Linked DNA regions of Homo sapiens: regions 1 and 2 are each linked to region 3. The links are chromatin contacts, found by Hi-C or POLR2A ChIA-PET in ENCODE. All regions are on one chromosome and are shown on one strand. The core of a region is the stretch at or near the end of the contact, and the rest is flanking DNA. Distances in the headings are between cores, read along the strand shown.

Region 1 (4,367 bases), core at 1,675-4,174, 2.0 Mb before region 3:
CAGGCTGGTCTTGAACTCCTGACCTCAGGTGATCCACCTGCCTCGGCCTCCCAAAGTGCTAGGATTACAGGTGTGAACCACCGAGGCTGGTCTAATTTTTGTCTTTTTGGTAGAGACAGGGTTTCGCCATGTTGGCCAGGCTGGTCTTGAACTCCTGACCTCAGGTGATCCACCTGCCTCGGCCTCCCAAAGTGCTAGGATTACAGGCGTGAACCACCATGGCTGGCCTAATTTTTGTCTTTTTGGTAGAGACAGGGTTTCACCATGTTGGCCAGGCTGTTTTGTTTTTTTGCTTTTTTGTTTGTTTTTTTTTTTGAGACGGAGTCTCACTCTGTCGCCCAGGCTGGAGTGCAATGGCGTGGTCTCAGCTCACTGCAACCTCCACTTCCTGGGTTCAAGCGATTCTTCGGCCTCAGCCTCCCGAGTAGCTGGGATTACAGGCGTGTGCCACCACACCCAGCTAATTTTTGTATTTTTAGTAGAGACAGGGTTTCACTGTGTTGGCCAGGCTGGTCTCGAACTCCTGACCTCGTGATCTGCCCACCTCAGCCTCCCCTGGTGCTGGGATCACAGGTGTGAGCCACTGCACCTGGCCAGAGTACTGTTAAAGTGAAAACATTGATTTATGAGAAGGAAAGTTCTTATAAATATGCAGTTTTTTGTTTTTTTTTTTTTTGAGACAGAGTTTCACTCTCGTTGCCCAGGCTGGAGTGCAATGGCATGATCTCGGCTCACTGCAACCTCTGCCTCCCAGGTTCAAGCGATTCTCCTGCCTCAGCCTCACTAGTAGTGGGGATTCTGTGCATGTGCCACCACGCCTGGCTAATTTTGTATTTTTAGTAGAGACGGGTTTTCTCCATATTGGTCAGGCTGGTCTCGAACTCCCGACCTCAGGTGATCCGCCCGCCTCGGCCTCCCAAAGTGCTGGGATTACAGGCATGAGCCACTGCTCCCGGCCACATAAATTTGCAGTTTTCAAAGTCAACCTTTTTGTGCATATATTTATATACACAAAAATACATATATTTAATTATATATATTTAATATATTAAATATTTAAAATATTTTATATATTTGTTATATTCATGTCATTTATTTCTAGTCTAAATGGATGAGCTATTTGCATTCCCACCTGTAATATATAAGGAAAGATTACTAGTCTGCCTCCCTAATATAAGTCTGCTTAAAAGTCAGGGCCAGGAGCGGTGGCTCAGTGAGAGGCTAGTCTGAAGGTAATGAGTTTTCTCGATTGTTCACAGCATCTTTTATGTCTGTCACAGGTCTTCTAGTCTGATCAGTGCAGTATTCACATTTATTATATATGTCTGTTCAGGCCTTTTGTACCTCCTTCAGTATTCATTAAAGAATCTTTTTTTTATTTTTTTATTTTTATTTTTATTTATTTATTTATTTTTTTGAGGCAGGGTCTCTGTCACCGAGGCTGGAGTACAGTGCAGCCCTGAGCTTCCTGGGCTCTCACTGTAGCCTCCTGAGTAGCAGGGACTACAGGCACATGCCACCATTCTCAGCTCATTTTTGTATTTTTTGTAGAGACAGGGTTTCACCATGTTTCCCAGGATGGTATTGAACTCCTGGGCTCAAGCCATCCTCCCATCTTGGCCTCCCAAAGTGCTGGGATTACAAGCGTGAGCCACCACACATGGCCTAGAGGACCTTTTTAACAACTTCACCCCTCACTGATCTCTCTTTTCTCCCTCCAATTCCTTCGGTATATATCTTCTGTACCAAAAACTTTAATATTGAATTGTAAATTATTTTGTTCACAGATCAGTTCGTGTGTGTGTGTGCGCACACATGTGTGCGCATCTGCCTATGTTTTGAATCCAAATCCCCATAAATGATTTTAAGTTCCTTGTGGGCAGTTTGGTTTTTTTTTTTTTTGGCTTTTTTCCCAGCAAAAGGAATCAATTAAGTATTTGGTGACTGATAGATAAAAAGGATTAAAGAAAAGAATCAGCCAGAAGTTAGGGATATGTTAGCATCTGATAAAATATAATAGCAAAAACTCTTCTATTCCTGCTTTTTGTTATAAAAAGCAGCAAGGAATTGTTCTAGAAAAGAAGTGAAGGCCAGTCGCGGTGGCTCACACCTGTAATCCCAGCACTTTGGGAGGCCGAGGAAGGGGGATCACGAGGTCAGGAGTTCAAGACCAGCCTGGCAAAGATGGTGAAACCCCATCTCTACTAAAAATACAAAAAAAAATAGCCAGGCATGGTGACAAGCGCCTGTAATCCCAGCTACTTGGGAGGCTGAGGCAGGAGAATCACTTGAACCCTGGAGGTAGAGGTTGCAGTGAGCCGAGATCAGGCCATTGCACTCCAGCCTGGGGGACAGAGTGAGACTCTGTCTCAAAAAAAAAAAAGTGAAGTGAAGTGAATTTGAGTCAGTGTACTTAATAGGACAAGCATTAGGCAGTGTTGCAAGTACATATCGGAATCTCTTTGGCTGGCTCTAAGAAAGAGTTTGAACTTATTTACCTCCTTAGCCCTATGTAACAGGTAAGAAACTAAAAGGTACAGAAAATAGAGATGTTTGATTTTTCTAAGTTGCCCCAAGCTACCGTTTTTAAAAACGCCTGCAAGCATGTCTAAAACAGGAGCCTGTTAGCTACAGTTGCCAAACCGGTTTAACAGCACTGCCTCCATGTATTCTGGGTAAGAAGGAGCTCCGAGTACATAAATTTATCAAAGATCACTATCCCAATCATCTCAGAACAAGCTGTTACTAATGTACTGGAGTTTCTGTGCAAACTGTCTACCATAAACCATGAAAGGATTCAAAGTTCATAGTTCCTTCTTTGTTCCTTTGTTAATCACTGACTTCTGACTAGTGGGAGGTGCCTCCCAAGTTTGCTAATGCATTCTTTTTGGATAAGGATGACGCACAGATTGTCCTAATAAGGACTTAGATTGAGAAAGACCGCCCCCTCTGAGAAGAGGGGACAAGTCAGAGAGAGGGCGGGCAGTTTCTTTTTTAACTAGGGATGACACAAGCATAAGTCATTTCCTTATTAATTGGTTCAAACCAGTTCTTACAGGAACTAGTGGTGATAAATGTGGGACTTCTGAGAAGTCATTCATTTTATTCTTTGTGCCATACCAGAGTACAGTATCAGCTGAGCTGACCTTACTCTGAGGACTAACTCTTTTGCTGGAAGCGGTTTCTGATTTACAGCTCTTGGTTTCTCCCAGACATGTTGGTGGGAGAGATTTTGGTTTTTAAGGGGTTGTTAGATGGAGTAAATTTTCTTTTTTTTTTTTTTTTTTTTTAACTAAAAAGGGGTCACAGAATTTCAGCAGTTCTCTGATTTTTATATTTTATTCCTCTTCCTATCCAATCCCTGCCTTTTGAGTCCAGGTGGTAAGTACATTTTCTTTAACGTTTTTCCTGCTTTTCTTCCCAAATGTGTCTTTTTCTTTGGGCTACTGTACCCTGCTTCCAGTGCTGTCCCCGGCATAGGTCCATCTCTGCAGAAGCCATTTCAGGAGTACCTGGAGGCTCAACGGCAGAAGCTTCACCACAAAAGCGAAATGGGCACACCACAGGTAAGACTTTAATCCGGTTTCTTCTCCCCTCTGGGAAGTTTCGGGCTGAAATTACATTCACAGCTCTCACTCACATTTTTAGGCAAATAAGTGAAGTTGGTTTGCCAGTGTTCCTTGACAGAAGTTGAGCGTCTGTGTATGCTCTACTGGGAAATTTGTCTTTGTCTTAGACTAGAAAGTGTAACTTCTGTACATCTTCTCCTAAAAACAAGGGTAGAGCCAATGGAAAGTAATGGTTCTGTTACATAGAATGAGTTGTTGCCTTGATCTTAAATGATGTATTGGTAGATATACTTCCCAAGTGGATTAAAAAGTTAAAACTTACAGCATAACAAAGTATTAGACTTACTGAGGTGACTTGAATATCTCCTTTTGATTTTCACTCTATTTTTCTTTTCACCCATGGGAAAATGATAATTTTTTAATAAACCAAGGCTCTTACCATAGCTGAACTTTAAAACTTAGACTGTCTTTTCTGTAAACGATTCTGAGGCAAAGGGAAATGACTAGAAGAGGATGAGTAAACAATAACCTGAAATGGGAAACTCGAGGGAAGCACAGGTTTTTTTTGTTTTGTTTTGTTTGGTTCGTTTTTTGTTCTTTGGGGTTTTTTTGAGACAGAATTTCGCTCTCGTTGCCCAAGTTGGAGTGCAATGGCGCGATCTTGGCTCACTGCAACCTCCGCCTCCCGGGTTCAAGCGATTCTCCTGCCTCAGCCTCCCAAGTAGCTGTGATTCCAGGCACGTGCCACCACACCAGCTAATTTTTTGTATTTTAATAGAAACAGGGTTTCACCGTGTT
Region 2 (4,160 bases), core at 567-3,066, 2.7 Mb before region 3:
CCCGGCTAATTTTTTTATTTTTAGTATAGACGGAGTTTCACCATGTTGGCCAGGGTAGTCTCAATGTCTTGACCTCTTGATCCGCCCGCCTCGGCCTCCCAAAGTGCCGGGATTACAGGCGTGAGCCACCGCGCCCGGCCAATCGTATTTAACAGACAAGCAAACAAACAAAAAAAGACAGGAGCTCAGTGGCAGGCGCTTCCTCCAAAGTCCAGGTTTTTAAGGAAAGCAGCCCAACCTGGGAAAAAAAAAAAAAAAGAAAAGAAAAGAAAAAAAAGATAATGCTGAACGAAAAGGGCTGAAGACAGAACAAGGACACTAAGAGGAAAAAAGCGCGGGCGATCAAGCTGGTAATCTAAGGATGGGAGGGAGGGAATAAAGAGAACAAGTGAGGGACGGATCCTTAAAGAAAACTAGGACAGCCCCCCAGCTGGGCGCCCCCCGAGCAGGCCAAACACGCCAGCAACAACGGGAGTGCTTTCCAATTCTTCGCCCCCGTTTTCTACTTTCACAGATGAATGAAAGTGCACAACTCCAGAGCAGGATGCCTTTCCTGTCTCAATCCCGCCCGCGCTCCGGGAGCGGAGCTCGTGGTTACGATCCCCTTCGCTCACACCTCTTCCCTCACCCACGGTTTGCCACCTCCGGATCAAACAGAAACGGGTTCCTTGGCCGTTAGGAAGTTGTGCATACAAGTCTAGCATCCTTTCTCAGACTTTCTCGGCCCGCCTTTTAGAACGTGAGCGGGTTGGCCCTACAGGGATTTCTCCTCGCCCCCGTCAGTTTATTCCCCACCCCACCCTCCGTTCCCCTTTCTTGGAGTGTGAACCACCTCTCCCTTCTTGGGACGCTTAGGGACCGTTCCATTCACATCTTTTTTGGTACAAACACAGAATGCGGTCTGCACCCGGCGCAGTTTCGTAAGGGGTGTAAAGGTGAGGGCAAGGAACAAGGAATTCCAAAGGCCCCGCACCCTCAGCATCTCCCGCCATTTCCCTGACGAGTTTCCCGGATGTAACCCCTTACCCGAGGCGGTTTAGACACCAGACGGTGGCGGCTCCCTTTGGTGCAGGAGGAGGGAACTCGACTCTGGTCCAGCCTCCGCCGCCCGGAGTTTCCGGCGACTCCAAATTGTGCCCCACCTCCGAGGCCATGGGGGAAAAATAAACTACCCAGTAGATCTCCTTCACTTTGCACTCACCATCAGTTCCAGCTTATCGACCTCCGCCTCCATGTTGAATAGTTGACATTCCGCAGACCGCGGCGGCGCTTAAGCCGCAAGCCGTACTAGCACGGAGGGCCTCCATTGGACAGCTGTCACTCAACATCTCGCACTCATTGGCTCCTCCGTTCCACCGGCTCCCGCCCATTGGAGACTGGGTAACGCCCCTCTGCATGAGACACATTTTCCTGTTGGGCAAAGGCACAAAACGCCGCAGGAGGATTGGCTGCTGTGCAAATTTTTTTTTCCATTGGCTGCCCCCTCCTCTCTACTTTCAATTTTGTAGTTAGGGCTCTGCAGAGAAGAGCTTGAGATTGGTGCAATTGGAAGAAGAGCCAACCAATCACACCAGAGCTTCCACCGACAGCAGAGGGGACGTAACACACCTTCTTTCCCCTCCGGCTTTCCTTCCCCTTCTCTCCCGCCTTCTCCTTATTCATACCAGAAGCGCCTCAGCTCTGATTGGCTGGAGCTCTGTGCTATCTCAGCCAATCACAAGCCGGGCTGTGCTCCTACACCATCCGAAGAGCGAATCGTGCAGAGACCGTGTCTACGATTGGCCTCTCCCTGACAAGGATTTAATTTTGAATTTTTCTTTATGGCGTGGGAGAGGCCACAGCCCGGACTCCATCGACTCCCCCGGCTCTTAGACTAGTAAGTGCAGGAACGATTATTTCTTTGTTATCTGAGCTCGCGTCTTGAGTAGCTGGGCCTGTTGCTGCTTGTGTTTTTATGGTTTAGGGAGGTGGGGACTTTGGCTGGACACGAAGGGGAAATGGAAAGGAGGAAGGGGAGGTTTGGGGCTGGGGAAGAAGTGCTCGGCCTGGCTTCATCTTAACCATACTTCTATTTAATTAACACTTCGCAAGATACGTTTTGGAGCAAAGCATCTGCCTTCCTTTTGAACATTTCTTTACATATTTGCTGCTCAATGCAAGTCCACAGATCAGCGGCATCCGCATCTCTTGTTTGCTTGTTACAAATGCAAATTATCGGACTCCACCCAAATTTACTAAATCAGAATATACATTTTAACAAGATTTCCCTGAGTGATTTCTATGCACATTAAAGTTTAAGTTGGTACATTTCTTGACTGGGAATATTACTATGTTACTCGATATTGTCTGGCATGCTGTTAGAGTGTCAATTTTAAATGCGTGTCCTGTTTACTGAGTGCCTAATACTGTGCGGGATGAGACTTTAGGGAGCTGCAGTCTCTTTGGAAAAACAAGACAGAACAAAAACAGCAATGCTTAAAAAAAAAAAAGCATAAAACATAAAATTTAAAAAAAGCAAGTACCCAGAAATAGTGCTATGGGTGTTCAAGAAGAATCAATTGGACTGCTAATGGAAATTAAGTAATTGAAGGCTATTTGTGGAGGAGCGCAAGAGACTTCCATAAAAATGTGTTTTAGGAAGATGGCAATGAAATGCAACAGTCATTTCCGTTGCTGCTACAGCTTTGAAAGTACCCCAGAACAAAGAACTTTTCTTCTCTTTCTTTCTTTTTTTTTTTTTTCTTTTTTTGTGACGGAGTCTCGCTCTGTCGCCTAGGCTGGAGTACAGTGGCACAATCTCGGCCCACTACAACCTCAGCCTCCTGAGTAGCTGGGAGTACAGGCGCACGCCAGCACGCCCGGCTAATTTTTGTATTTTTAGTAGAGACGGGGTTTCACCCTCTTGGCCAGGATGGTCTCGATTTCCTGACCTCGTGATCCACCAGCCTCAGCCTCCCAAAGTGCTGGGATTACAGGCGTGAGCCACCACGCTCGGCCGCAAAGAACTTTTCATATCATTGGGTGGAGTTTTCACAGAAGCAGCAGCGCCAACTCCTGCAAAAGACTGTAATTCTTACTGTATTATTTATTGCATCTTCCTATTGGAAAATAGCTTTAGACCCATCTTTTAGCCATATGAAGATGTGGTATGATATGAAGAAGTAAAAACCTCCCTAACCAAGAGAATTTGACAATATTAGAATATATTCCTTAACTAAAATAACACTTGCTAGCTAACACTTAGCAGGAATGCTTCTTTTCATTCTTTATTGAATGAAACATTATTTAGCTCCTGCTGTATTCTAGATGCTGGGAAAACAAAGATGAATGAAATTTGTCACACCCTTGAAAAGCTCACAGTCCAGCAGGATGACAAACATACAAGCAAAAATTACAATGAAATGTAATACATTTTATAATAAAGATGTGTATAAAGTGCTATAGAAGTGCAAAAGAGATGACATTTCAGCCAGTATAAATTCTGTAAGGAGGCTGGGCATGGTGCCTCACACCTGTAATCCCAGCACTCTGGGAGGATGAAGCGGGCGGATCACTTGAGGTAAGGAGTTCAAGACCAGCCTGGCCAACATGGCAAAATCCCATCTCTACTAAAAATACAAAAATTATCCGGGTGTGGTGGCACGCCCCTATAATCCCAGGTGCTCAAGAGGCTGAAGCAGGATAATCGCTTGAACCCAGGAGGTGGAGGTGGCATTGAGCTGAGATCACACCACTGCACTCCAGCCCGGGTGACAGAGCGAGACTCTGTCCACCCCCCCAAAAAAAAAAAAATTCTAGAAGGACAAAGACTATGTTGGTGTTGTTCAGGATTGTATGCCAGCACCTAGCATAGTACTTGGTGGATTATAAGCACTCAACTAATATCTATAAGATAAAATAACAGAATCTTGAAGGCTAGGTATAAGTTGACTTGGAAGAGGATACTCTAAACAGAAGGAAAGGCTGATAGAAAGAAACAGAAAGTATTTGGTGTTTAGTATACCTGGAAGTACAAACCGCTAGTCACTAGAAGAGACTATGGCAAAGGGCCATTAGAGCTAAGTTGTGAAAAGTTTTGAAAGGCATGCTAAGGAATTTAATTTTGTGAGTAAAGGAACCTTCAAATACTTTTAAGCAAGGGAATATCTAGATCTCATTTT
Region 3 (4,502 bases), core at 345-2,844:
CAGTTAGATCAGATGTAATCAACCTACAGAAACAAATAAGTTCCTGAGGCCTCTCTCTCTACAACTCCGTAGCATCACTCTTTCTCCAGTTCTTCCCCTTTGTGTTACCCCTTTCTGCAGTCCTCCAGTTAGAAGAAAAAAGCTGTTGACCAGAAGTCAGGAAGCATAGGTTCTATACCAGGTTTTGGTATACTGCCTGGTATGTTATCTTTGACTCAGGTATGTTATCTTTGACATATCTTTTTACTTCTCTAGTCTAAGATCCTTACCTGTGATAACCCCTAATTTAATTTAAAGGCTGTTATAAGAAAGAGAATGCCTTGGCACATAGTAGGCACTCAAAAATGTTATTTGAAGATCAGTAGAGTATTATAGAAACAGGATGGGCTTTGGAGTAAGGCAATCCTAAGTTTGAATTCCACTGTGTGAATCACTTAACTTCTCAGAGCTTGTTTCTCCATATATGGAATTGAAATACTACTACTTACCTGACAGGGTTTTTATGAAAATTAGCCAGGGCAGAATGTACCTAACCCAGGATCTGATACAGATGAGGATCACTTTAATCCTCACCTCTTCTAAACCACTTTTCTTAACCTAGGATCCACGGATGTAATTCAGAGACAATGACCTCTTGAAATTGCAAGCATAAGTTTCTGTACATGATTGCATTTTTCTGAAGAAAAAGTCCATAGATTTCTCTTCCCGTAAATATATCTCAAGGAAATCAAAATAGCGGGGGAAATTACATGCACTGTTATTAAATAAGGAATTATTTGCAGTCGTGGGAAAAAATTGTAAATTCAACCTGGGGACGAAGAGATGGTTAAAATAGCAATTCAATAGATTATGAAGCCAATAATAACATTCACCACTGCTTGTGTGCTCCAAAAGAAGAACCATTATTCTAGGGTATTTTCCAGCTCTAACATTTTGCGATTCTATCTGTAAAGCTCTGAGAATGAGGTATGGTGGAATCTAACCTCTTAATATGAATCAACAACTCAACGCTGGCCTAGTTACTCAGATATAATCTAGAAATCAGCCCGTCCTGTACCCCGGCTGTGGCAACAATAGTGTCAAAATGGGGTAGCTTCCCCCAAACATTGCATAAAGGATAAACACACCCCTCTGCCTCCCGCCAAGAATTAACGCAGCGCCCGGGCTAAGAACAGGCCTGCGCTCAAAGGAGGTAAGGATAGGCTCCCTCCTCAGGTTTTCTGCCCCGTATCTCCCTCCTCCCCCAGCCAGTTGAGATCCCCGAGACCCTGGTGATCCAGTCACCACCCATGGGCCCGCAGGCTGTGCAGAAGAACTCAAGCCCTTTCCGTGGACTTCCCTCCGACTTGCCTGTCTGGAGGGAAACCGAAGCAACGCTCTGAGCTCCGATTCACTGAAGAAAAGGAAAGGAAACCGACTTCTGAGAGCAAATAAAGCGGAGCCCTGGAAGAGAAGAAAGGGCACGAGCCCTTCCTCCTCCCTCTTCCTGGGGGTGCTGCTACTTCCCCGGCCTTGTGTGCAGGACTGGGGCCGCCGTTACCTTTCCTCGACCCACCAGACCCCTCAACCACACAACCCGAGACGAATTCCCGCCTCCCGCCCCCTCGACTCCCAGCGCCCAATAGCCCAGCGAGCTCGACCAATCACCCGCCAAGGCCAGGAATCAACCAGTCCCGGTGCGAGGTGAGGGGGCGAGAACTTCGGCATCCAATGGAAGTCTCCGAAAAAAAAAAAAAAAAACAAGGGCTCAAGGTACGCGGCGGAAGGTTGTCGCCACTCCAGCAAATCCCTAGTGTTTGTTTAAAGTAGAAAGTCGTCTCAGTTTGACTTTTGAAACCGGCGATAGAGTCTATGCAGCAAATTCCTTGGAAACTGGAAGTCTCATTCTTCACGTCCGTAGACCAGCGGAAAGGAAGTATCTTTAAGCTTTGCCAAGTTCTTTGAGCATTTATCAGTGCCACTCAATTTAAATTACCCAGCTTTGCAGTAGCCAGGATAGCGAAGACTCAGGCGGGAATTGCCAGACTGCTGAGCCAAACTTAAGTAAGAAGGCTCTGTGACATCGGGCTACAATCTATCTTTCATAATATTCAAGGCTTTCCCGGATGCTAAAATAAGCCAGAGACAAGCTCTCAGGGTCTCCAGTATCAGATCACTTCTACTTCCATTAAGGCTTATCCGCCTTCCATCCCTCCTAAGACCAGTTTATTATTTGCCAGTAGTACTTTAATTTACTCAAAGAAAAGGAGGTTCATCATGATCTTGCCAAATCATGTTATTTTTTTAAAAAATCTGTATAACCTAAACTTGGCTCAAATAATAATGTCTCCAAAAGGCAAAACCTCATACTGTTTCTCAAATTCAAGTAACTAGTTTGGGGAAGGAGTTTGCTGGGAAGAAAGAGCAGGAGGGGGCTAGTTGATTTGTTTGCCTCATTGTCAATTGTGATATATCTTACCAAAAATGACAAAACTTGTAGTCATAAAAATAAACTCTACCCTTTGACCTAGTAATCTGAGCTCCAGATATTTATCCTAAAGACGTAATCTAAACGAAAGAAAATGTGATACCGCAATTGACAATAATATCTATTGGTAATACTGAAAAAAATTATGAACTTCCCAGTCTAGTAATATGGAGGTGGTTATGACAGATGAATTCAATACATTATGAAGCCAATAAACTTATAAAAATTAAACTTGCAAGAAAAAATCCCATATAAGGTTAAGTGAAAAAAGGCAAAGCAAACCCCAAACTGGGTGTTAGGGATTCAGTAATGTGAAAATACATATGAATGAGCAAAGATGAAGTAATTTACTGTTAAGACAATGAAAGGAAGGATAATGTTTAAAAATAAATCCTTAAAAATACCTTCAAATTGTCATTTCTCTTTTATAATTTTTAAAACATCAACTCTTGGCCGGGCGCAGTGGCTCACGCCTGTAATCCCAGCACTTTGGGAGGCCGAGGCAGGCGGATCACCAGGTCAGGAGACCAAGACCATCCTGGCTAACACGGTGAAACCCCGTCTCTACTAAAAATACAAAAAATTAGCCGGGCGTGGTGGCGGGCGCCTGTAGTCCCAGCTACTCGGGAGACTGAGGCAGGAGAATGGCGTGAACCCAGGAGGCGGAGCTTGCAGTGAGCCGAGATGGCGCCACTGCACTCCAGCCTGGGAGACAGAGCGAGACTCCGTCTCAAAAAAAAAAAAAATCAACTCTTTTGAGTAACTGCTCTAGTATAACTACTCTCATTTTCCTCTCCTAAATTACTAAGAGTTTCAACTGGCTCTCACCTTGCATTGCCATTTAATGTATGTGGCATAACAGAAAGGGATACACGTAGGCCCTGGAGCCATACAGACCTCGAATACAGTCCCTTGAACCGTTCCCTTCAGGTTAACTCTAGTGGAATGAAACACAAAAACTACAGGTTCGTTTGATAAAGAATATGAATGTTTATAAACCAATATTCAAAATAGCTGCACACATCTGTTTTCACTTGAATAAAAAAACACATTGTGACAAATTTTATAACCTTAACTTAAAATACATGAATATTAACATTTACTAATATATTTACACATTTTATTTACATCATCAACAAATCTGATGAAAAAGAGCATATGTGATTATTTTAACACAGCAGGTTATGACCAGTCTTTGAATATTGATCCAGGAATGTGCACTGCATTTAATTAGAAAACATACTTTTAACTTTTTCTGAACTCCTAGGGCATATCTATTCACACAAAATATCGCAAGGCCTCAGTTTAAAAAAAAAAGGAGCAGTTGTATTTAATCTTAAGGGACTACAAAACTGCCTTGTTTAAAAATATGAAAATTCTTATGCTATTTTTAAGATACTTTTATTACTTTTATTTTTCACATCAAAATTACTTAATTGAACATTAAGCATCTAATAAAAAGTTATAAATATTCTATCACATGTGATACTATGCACTTCATGATTTGAAACAGCTACAAACTCATTCTCATAGAATATGAGGTAGGGCCAGTAGTAACCCCATTTTACAAAGGAAGAAAATGAGATGTGACTATTTACTAGTGAAAAGGCTAAAGTTAAATTTCATTTCTCAAAAACTACACCTTCTTATTAGCCTAATTTCTTTTACAAGTGAAGCGGTCTGGCCAGGTGCGGTGGCTCACACCTGTAATCCCAGCACTTTGGGAGGCCAAGGTGGGCAGATCACCTGAGGCCAGGAGTTCAAAACCAGTCTGGGCAACATGGCAAACCCCCGTCTTTACTAAAAATACAAAAATACAGGTGGCGCGTGCCTGCAGTCCCAGCTACTCAGGAGGTTGAGGCACGAGAATCCCTTGAACCCAGGTGGCAGAAGTTGCAGTGAGCCAAGATCATCCCACTGCACTCCAGCCTGGGCAACAGGGGAAGACTCCACCTCAGGAAAAAAAAAAAAAAAACACAAGTGAAGAGGTCTGTTTCAAGTGGGGGTGGGGAAGTGTGTGATTGAGGTATATCTC

The links. Hi-C counts contacts between places; a loop is a spot of excess contacts on that map. ChIA-PET counts read pairs that join two places held with the same protein, here RNA polymerase II (POLR2A). Pooled maps may share reads with other maps.
Region 1: a loop to region 3 is called in a pooled map, with 7 times the contacts of the local background. The contact joins the enhancer-like site here to the promoter of BRIP1 in region 3. A Hi-C loop is called at or near these places in 3 of 50 pooled maps. POLR2A ChIA-PET finds 5 or more read pairs at or near these places in 2 of 52 experiments (Caco-2 and PC-3).
Region 2: a pooled map shows a loop between it and region 3 (10-fold over the local background). The contact joins the promoter of PRR11 here to the promoter of BRIP1 in region 3. A Hi-C loop is called at or near these places in 7 of 50 pooled maps.

The regions. Positions count from the first base shown.
Region 1 is chr17:59,834,832-59,839,198 of GRCh38, forward strand. It overlaps VMP1 (vacuole membrane protein 1), which reads left to right. Exons shown (of 12, transcript NM_030938.5): 11 at 3,464-3,566. Among named protein-coding and RNA genes, the nearest start is that of MIR21, 4.3 kb to the right of the region's middle. RefSeq lists enhancers at 1-278, 2,379-2,838, 2,420-4,367, 2,584-3,783, 3,289-4,018. Within about 2 kb of position 2,925, at least 31 of the 41 ENCODE cell types and tissues checked have a DNase peak (open chromatin) inside an H3K27ac peak, as active enhancers do; they include PC-3, where a contact is called at or near this core.
Region 2 is chr17:59,153,930-59,158,089 of GRCh38, forward strand. It overlaps PRR11 (proline rich 11), which reads left to right and starts at 1,817. Exons shown (of 10, transcript NM_018304.4): 1 at 1,817-1,876. It overlaps SKA2 (spindle and kinetochore associated complex subunit 2), which reads right to left and starts at 1,257. Exons shown (of 4, transcript NM_182620.4): 1 at 1,202-1,257. The coding sequence starts at 1,234. RefSeq lists enhancers at 1,045-1,284, 1,945-1,994.
Region 3 is chr17:61,861,934-61,866,435 of GRCh38, forward strand. BRIP1 (BRCA1 interacting DNA helicase 1) reads right to left here and starts at 1,595. Exons shown (of 20, transcript NM_032043.3): 1 at 1,351-1,595. INTS2 (integrator complex subunit 2) reads right to left here. Exons shown (of 25, transcript NM_001351695.2): 25 at 3,434-4,502.